Regions from separate parts of the Homo sapiens genome. Here region 2 is linked to region 1. A link is an interaction called in ENCODE POLR2A ChIA-PET data of the cell type or tissue named here. Cell type or tissue: K562. All regions are shown on one strand. Links, peaks and the distances in the headings refer to the core of each region. The heading gives the core; the rest is flanking DNA. Region 1 has its middle 39 kb from the start of CNPY1. Region 2 overlaps CNPY1 (canopy FGF signaling regulator 1).

The links. Peaks named below come from ENCODE experiments on the same cell type or tissue, not always from the same donor. Only the 100,000 strongest peaks of a DNase experiment are listed, where the experiment ranks them.
Region 2: POLR2A ChIA-PET joins it to region 1 with 7 read pairs; 5 of 35 experiments call an interaction of 5 or more read pairs at or near these places.

The regions. Positions count from the first base shown.
Region 1 is chr7:155,582,925-155,587,317 of GRCh38, reverse strand. No RefSeq gene overlaps it. Among named protein-coding and RNA genes, the nearest start is that of CNPY1, 39 kb to the right of the region's middle. In K562, for the core only: no CTCF peak of the experiment used is centred there; a DNase peak (open chromatin) is centred at 1,910; H3K27me3 peaks cover 3,688 bases.
Region 2 is chr7:155,518,528-155,522,920 of GRCh38, reverse strand. The region is part of intron 2 of CNPY1 (canopy FGF signaling regulator 1); the gene reads left to right. Among named protein-coding and RNA genes, the nearest start is that of CNPY1, 26 kb to the left of the region's middle. In K562, for the core only: no CTCF peak of the experiment used is centred there; no DNase peak of the experiment used is centred there; H3K27me3 peaks cover 3,227 bases.

The sequences.
Region 1 (4,393 bases), core at 166-4,165:
ACCCCGCAGGGCGACGCGGCTGCGGGACAAGAATTAGATGGGGCGGGAAAGGTTCTTGGGCCTCAAAGGAGGACACCCCAGTGATGGAGATGGGAGGAAGGACGGGGGAGAGCCGTGGCCTGTGGCAGCCCAAGGTCATGGGGGTCCTCATGCCATCACGGCCATCAGAGGAGACGAGGGACCTCCAAGAACAGCGCTGCCTTGGAACCCCATCATGTGCCACCCTGGCTGCACAGATGTGGCCACAGATTTCAGAGCAGTGCAGCTGGGACTCTGAGCCAACCATGCTCCTGGTAGCTGGAAATGCGAGGTGCAGATGGAAGTGTGGGGGCAGAAGGAGGCATGTGTGGGAGGATGAAGGCGCAGGTGGTGGGTGGAGGAGCAGGTGTGGGGGTGGAGGCATTGGGGGGCATTCTCATGGCTCCACACCTTTTCAAGCACAAGCTAGAAGGTCACATTCCATGATAAGCCTTTGGAATTCAGAAGGAACGTGACTTCCCACCAGGAATCCCCTACCCAGTAAATCCTCAATCAGGTATGAGAGTGGAATATTTATAATTTTATAAGGTCTCAAAAAGTATCTTCACTGTGGTGTGGTGGTGCGTGCCTTTAGTCCCAGCTACTTGGGAGGCTGGGGCAGGAGGATCGCTTGAGCCCAGGAATTGGAGTCCAGCCTGGGCAACATAGTGAAACCTGCCTCAAAAAAAAAATCTTCACCCTTTTTTTGAAGCTCCTGGAGATTTTGTTCCATTTAAAGAGGGGAGTAAACAAGAAGGGAGGCATGGAATCCAGGACATGGGGGAGCTGATGGGGAAGTGCCTGGTTCAGCTAATCAAGGGGTGCTTTACTACCCTGAGAGGGAGGTTGAGCTCTGCCGGAAAAGCTGGATATGAATTTAAGGTGGGTATAGAAAATTAAGCGAATGAGGAAAAAAGTCAGTTAACTCCAGGATATACAAAATTTGTACAAGAAAGGAAATGTAATCAAGTGCAGGGACTCAGTGGTAAGAGGTAGCTCCACAATCATAATGTCAATGCTGGGCATGGATTTAACAAAAACAAGCACATGCCCAGGCTGGGGGAACGAACAGGGGGGCATGTGAATATGTGTCTGCCACAGCGCATGTGTGTGCAGCTTCGTGTGTGTGCAGCTCTGTGTGTGTGTGCAACTGTGTGTGTGTGTGTGCAGCTGTGTGTGTGTATGTGTGCGTGCAGCTCTGTGTGTGTGTCGGGGGCGGTTACTGAGGTAATTCCTCATCCTAGATAGGAAGTTCAGTGAGTGCAACATTGAAATGCTAAGAGATGGCAGTACATGGCTGTTTATTTAGAAATGTGGAGCTCAGTAGGAAACAATCTGCAAAGCTGGAAGTGTTGCTTCTGGGGAGTGAGCACTGCAGGTGCAGTGGGGGCCAGGTTTTACATGTGCTGCTTTGAGAAACATTAAAAGGATAACTGATATCCCCCAAAAAGCACCGCAGTATGAACACACACACACAAACACACACATAAACACACGCATAAACATACATGCATAAACACACACATAAATACACGTAAACACACATACGTAAACACACGCACACACACAAACCCATAAACATACGCATAAACACATACACACATAAGCACATAAACACACATACACACATACACCCATACAAACACATAAACACACAAACACACATATACACATAAACACATACGTATACACACATAAACACATACATATACACATGAACACACACACACTCTGTCTCCCCTGTGTGTAGCCTGAAACGTCAAAGAATCGGCCGAGAGAAAAGGTGAGCCCCCTAGAGTGGAGAATTGACGGGCCATGTTGCAGGAGGAGCCTGGCTGATCTGAAGTTCCTCATTCCCGCCCTGGTCTGGGTGTGCTTGCCGTCATTTCTGAGGCATGTGCTTTTGGCTGGAGCCCCAGGTACAGCTCAGCTGTGCTCAGATTAACAGCGTCCATCAGATGGAAGTAGATTTTCCTCCCTGTGTGCTTCTGATAACACAGGCTGGATGTGTTCTGGGGAAGGATGAACCAAATGCATACAGCTTTTCTTATGATGAGAGGAAACAGGGAAAAACATGCACGATGCAAATGCAATATTATTTATGATCCGTTGGAACATTATTTCCCTAGCGTGAGCCCTGTTAAACACAGCCTTACTGTGCCTCAGGCAACGAGGCACATATGGCTGTAAACTCCTATTACAACTGAGAGCAGAATTGAGGTCTGATCCGATCATCGCCCTGCTGCTGGGGAAGTTTAATGATAGCTAGAGATGCTTAGTGTCTAATTTGTTTTGTCAGAATTGTGGTTCCCAAGGTCACGAATGCTGCAGCATTGCAGCCTGCAGAATATGGCGTGTCACGTGGCATGACAGATCATGAGAGCAGCTATGTTCCATCTGAGAAAGACCGTCTTATGCCAAGCTTTGTTTTCAGTGGCTTTAGTTCAAGGACAGTTGGTGCAATAGCAGGGCTGGAAGTGGTCTTGTAGCTCACTGAGTAATATCCCCTCACTTGGTGGAAACGTGGAGTCCTGGGGTCGTTGTGACTTGCTCCACGTCAGTCCATTATTGATGTTTCAGAAACACTTTCTACTGGGTGTCCATTGTGTCCCAGACTGGAAGTTATGTCCAGTGCCAAGGTCCAGGGAGAGTGGTGCCCAGCCCAGCCCAGGGAGCCCCTCTCTGGAGGATTGGTGGGTTGGGGGTTCCGATGGAGGCTGGAGGTGCTGGAACCAGGCTCAGACTCACAAGGAGGGGCAGGATGGTGCTCTGGGAAGTCTTCCTGGAGGAGCTGATCTTGACTAAGTCTTGAAGGACTAGGAACCACTGGGAAGGGTGGCTCAGCCTTTCAGACCGAGGGGCAGCCTGTGCGCAGAGGTGCAGTGCATGTACAGAGCTCTCAGCAAGGTGCCCAGAGGATGGTGCTGCCGTGTCGCAGCCAGGGGCCCCTCGTGCAGGGCTTTTATGCCAATGCAGAGGATAACCCTTGGGGTCACTCTTCCACTGTCCTCATGGGTAGCATCCGGCTTCCTTCTCTCCATACGAATCTCCCTTATCCTTAAGGTAATGTGGGAACCCTTGGTGGAACTTGGTAGAACTTGGGCATTCGGGTCTTTGGGTCACAGTTGGGTTGGTTTTCAGCAGCATGACTGTGGAGAATGTTGTGGAGAGCCTGGAGTGGGGAGAGAAGCCTGGAAAAGAGGCCTGCAGTCATCCAGAAGAGGGAGGAGGATGGGGGTGAAGAGGAGGTGAGTTGGAAGCTATTGAGAGATTCAGTGGTTGAATGGAGGGGTCGGGGAGGGTGGTGGTCTATGGTAACTCCTGAAGCTCTCCCTGGTTGGAGGTCCATGCCCTCCCAGGCTGGGGCTGCACACTGCTGCTGGATCTACAGTACCGGAGTCTTGTGGGCACTCCTGCCCTCAGAACTCCACTGGACATTGCCCTAGTGGGAACTCTCTGAGGTGGCCCCACCTCTGTGTCAGTTCTCTCCGTGGGAGCTGGGGCTCTCCAGGCCATCCTGTGAAATCTGGATGGAGGGAACCATGTCACCACAGCTCCTATAGAGAGGGCACTGCATAGATACTGTCAGAGTTTACTGCTTGTGAGTTCCAGAGGGGTGGGCTGAGCTGCACCTGGGCCTGCTTGAGCCTAGGTGGGCTTGAGCCCAGGTGGGGTGGCCAAGGAGCACTGCATTGGAACATGGGCAGCAGAGCCTTGAAATCATTCTATCCCCAAGGCCCTAGCGCTCTGGACCTGTGACAGGCAGAGCAGCCCTGAGAAGCTCAGAAGTTCCTGGGGTCACTCTTCCACTGTCTTGATGAGCAGCATCCAGCTTCCTTTTCTCCATACCAATCTCCTTATCAGCGGTCGCTTGGCTACACCCTTGATTTTTCTCCTAAACATGCTTTTTTGCTCTGTATGTGGCCAGGCTGAAAATTTTCCAAATCTTTAGGTTCTCTTCCCTTTTGATTATAAATTTCATCTTTAATTCATTTCTCTCTTCTTTCATTTTACTATAAGCAGTCAAGAGAAGCCAGGCTGCACCCTCAACACTTTGCTTAGTTATTTCTTCTGCTGAATACCTTATTTCATTGTTCACAAATTCATCCTTCCACAAAGCACTAGGAATGAACACAATTCAGCCAAGTTCTTTGCCACTTCATAGCAAAGATGGCCTTTCCTCCAGTTTCCAATAACATGTTCCTCTCCTCCTTCTGAAACTGCATCAAAATGGCCTTTACTGCCCATATTTCTACCAACATTCTCATTCTGACCTCTTATCAATCTTGAGGAAGATTGAGGTTTTCTCAGAGGCTCTCTTCTTCTTCTGTGCCTATACCTGAATCATCCTTGCTGTTCTGTTCACAGCAATGTA
Region 2 (4,393 bases), core at 92-4,091, 64 kb after region 1:
CTTCAGCTTTGAGTCTGGCTGTTTTCAAATGGTTCTTTCCATAGAACGTTTGGCAGGAAAGTGATACATTGGTTGTCTTGGAAAAAGAGAAGGGAGGCTGAGTTCCGTGACACTGATTGTTCTAGAACCCATTTGGGGGCACCTGCCTGGTGCTATGCGTGACTAGCGTGCTGTAAGAAGTAACCAGGGGAGTGTGCATGGTGGTGTAGACAGGTATAGTGGCTCTTACGAGGACTGTGGAGGTATCCCAGCACCTCCATGAAGACGAGGTGCTCACCCCCTCTGGCCCTGACACTCAGAGAAAGGCTTTGGCTCCAGATAGACCTGGTTTATCTTCTGGCTTCAGCATCTAACCTGGTTTTGTGACCCTGAGCAAGAGACTCACCCTCTCGAAGGCTGCGTTTCCTCCTCTCTGAAGTGGGGTGGGCCGCCAACCTCAGGGTAGGAACTGGAGCTGGGATGGAAGCCCCCAGCAGGGACACCCTGACATGGCTACTGCCCACCCACCTTAGGCCACGAGGAAACCAGGTCAACAGGCACTTACAGAGTGTGCGCCACATGATGGCATGGGCAGAGACATGGCCTGGCGTGACAGTCACACCCTGGGCCTCCCCCACTTTGAAGTGTGTCTCAGGGCCTCGGTTTCTTGGCCTACAACATGCGGTAGCGATACCCACCCCGCCAGGCTGTCACAGAAGACTGCACCTCTATATGTGCAAAGCCCCATTCATGGCTCCTGGCCCAGAAGGCATCCTCAGTCAATGCCAACAGGTAGAAGATGCAGCGCCTGGGTGAGCACAGCCCGACTCTCCACGTGGTGCCGCAGCTGTGTGTGTGGATGCATGTGGGCACGTGTGTGCACGTGCGTGTTCAACACGTCTAGAGGAACCTCGGTTGTGCCCACTAGGAGGAAAGTGCTGTTGGCCTCCAGAGAAAGGAAGATGATTTGGCAGGGGCATGAGCAGTTGGGGACCTGCCCTTCCGGAGATAGGATGATGTCAGCCGCAGGGCAGGGCACAGGTTGCAAACTGCAGGTGCAAGGCCGCTGAAGTGAGGCTGGCATGCTGGAACCTGGCAAGCATCTTCTCTAAACATAGTCCATAGCTCAGGGTGCCGGGTGCCAGGCCCCTGCCACCACTCTGCTCAGCTGGGGACAGTACGCAAATGTGGGCGCAGCTGTGTCCCACGAAACTTTATGTATGGACAATGAAATTTGAATTTCACATCATTTTCATGTGTCATTAAATATTATTCTTTTGACCTTTTTTCAATCCTTTATAAATGTAAAAACCAATCTCAGCTCATGGGCTGTACATAAACAAGGCGGCGGCCCAGGGACTCTGTATAAGAGGGAGGCTGCCGCCTGGCGATTTCAGGCCCAGACCACAAGTGCTGGGAGGACAGGGACCCCTTCACTTTGTCCACTGCTGTATCTTCACATCCAGCAGGACCCTTGTGCAGAGGGGATGCTCAGGGGCCATGAGCAAGCAAGGGGATCTTAGCGTTTGGCTTCATGGCGTGCACTAGACTTTCTACTCTGGGGAGGTTCTTTGTCTGTCATTCTTGGGTCCCCTGCATGTAAAGAAACCTGGTCCTTCCCATTAGAAACACCACTTGTTTTTGTTCATGTCAGTCCTTCGCACAGAGCTCCTGGGTGGAGTTTACGGAATGCATGTGATCTCTACAATCACAGAGCCCCATCGGCGACTTTCCTGGAAGGCTCGCTCCACCCACAGCCGAGGATTCTTGGGCCTGGAAGAATACGGGACTAAGATTTCTTCTCTTCAGGAGCTTCTGAGGGGAGGGGAGCCAGCCTTCCTTCCTTCCTTCCTTCCTTCCTTGCTTCCTTCCTTCCTTCCTTCCTTCTTTCTTTTTTTTTCATTCTCATGCCTCAGCCTTGTGAGTAGCTGGGATTACAGATATGTGCCACCACGCCAGGCTAATTTTTATATTTTTAATGGAGATGGGATTTTGCCATCTTGGCCAGGCTCATATTGAACTCCTGACCTCAAGTGATCCGCCTGCCTCGGCCTCCCAAAGTGCTGGGATTATAGGCATGAGCCCCTGCACCCAGTCAAAGGGGAATGTTTCATACCCCAAATTTAGAAACATAACCCTCTTTCAAGATCTGGGTATTAACGAACATAAAGAGAACCCTTAGTCCAATGCACAGCATCAAGAGGGAAGACATTTAATGTCATTTTGAGATTATTAATTTTTAAATAATGAAAAAGTTTTGTTCAAATGGAACAAAATTATCTCACATCTATCTGCTTTTTAAAAAATAAGCAGGGGCCAAAATGGAAACAAATGACGTGAAGGACTTAAAAGAGACAACTGCTGTAATCCCAGCTACTCGGGAGGCTGAGGCATGAGAATCACTTGAACTGGGGAGGCGGAGGTTGCAGTGAGCCAAGATCATGCTATTACACTCCAGCCTGGGTGAAAAGAGTGAAACTCTGCCTCAAAAAAAAAAAAAAAAAAAAAAAAAAGAAAGAAAGAAAGAAAGAAAAAGAAAAAGAGACAACTGGTGGCCACTCCCAGCAGGCGCTAAGAAATGCCCTGGGACCGCATGTGGGTGCTCTCGGCCGGCACAACGAAGCTCACACTATCTGTCCTTCTACCATGGGCTCTCGCCTCCAAGTGGAGAGGATAAACAAGAGCCAGAGGTTTCAGAGGAATCCCAAGCAATGAGCTGCCTGTTCCTCTTTCGAGAGGGGAGACCATTACAGAAATTCACAGTGTGATTTGGCTTGCAGCTTATTTTATAGATGTCTCTGTCTTAGCTGAGCACTCTTCCATTCCTCGGCCAGAAATATGAGCATACGGGAATGTATACCTACGGCGACCTAGTTACCCCAAACTTAGGAATATGTTCCGCAAAAATAATTCTACAGGAAAAAGTGATACAGAAATCCTCATAGCAGAGTTACTGATCATTTTTAAAATGTTGTCAATACCCCAAATGTCCCAAAGTCAAGGAACTATGAGAGGAGCTATGAATTCTTATTGAGCACTCTGTTACCACTAACTGTGGATATGGAGGCTGTGTAATACCACGGAAATGTCTGAATTCAGTGTGAATATGTGGGGTGGAGGATAGAGAATGAGAGCTACATGTGGGTGAAGGCTGGAAAGAGACACTTTGATTTGTCAGGATGCTAAGATTGTGAGTTCATTGTTTCCCTTCAGGTGTGAATTTCATTACTTGAGTAAACAGGCAAACAACACAAAAGATTTTATTTAACAGGAACAATATTAACTTATTAATAGTCTTTTTTTTTGCCACCAATAACAGGTCAGGTTTGGATTCAATCTGTTCTTTATACTTTGCACCCATTTTTCTTCTTTCTTTCTTATTTATTTATTTATTTATTTATTTATTTATTTATTTATTTTTGAGACAGGGTCTTGCTCCATCACCCAGGCTGGAGTGCAATGGTGCGATGTCGGTCCACCACAGCCTTGACCTCCTGGGTTCAGGTGATTCTCCCACTTCAGCCTCCCAAGTAGCTGGGACCACAGGTGCTCGCCACCATGCCCAGCTAATTTTGTTTATTTTTTGTAGAGACAAGCTCTCACTATGTTGCTCAGGCTGGTCTCAAACAAGAGATCAAAGGATCCTCCTGTCTTGGCCTCTCTAGTGCAGGATTACAGGCACGAGCCACTACACCCAGCCTGCATCCATTCTTTCCAGTCTGGCAAAGATGGTATGAACCTGGGATCCAGGAAGCACTAGGCAAGCAGCAAGACACAGGTCACCCCTTTCCCGGCCCCTGGGGTGTGGTGGCCTCTTCAAACACTCCAGGTGTTCGCTGATGACCTGCCCTCTCTCTACCTGAAGTGATGACATGTCTGGTCACAGCCTATTCAAAACTTGGTATTTCTTAGACAAAAAATTTTGCAGCCAGGATAAGATGCGGTGTGTTAAGCATTGAAACCCATTTCTAAACTGGAATTGGATTTGGCTCTAGAATGACCTGAATTTGGTGGATCAGAGAAAACACGACCCCTTTTTCTTCCCGGCATTTCTTCCTGGATAGTCTGGCTGGCATGTGCCTGCGCAAGGTAGCCTTCCACCACACAGGCTGCCCGTCCCTGAGTACTGGAATCCAGTCCTGCAGGGTGAGACCCCGGACACCACTCTCCCACCTGGGGAGTGTGCTGCAGAAGACCAGAAATGCAGGAGAGAAAATAATGACACGAAGGATCTAAACAATTTTAGGAAAATGCCCAGCCTTGTAATACAGTAAAAGATCTTACTCTTAAGACAGGTGCCAGGAACCACTAAGATGCCATTTATCATCCTTCTCTGCTTCCTTGGTTCTCTTTGAGTGCCAGTGAAAGGTCCACCCTAGAGCTCTCATTGCTTTCGAATGCACAATATTCAGCA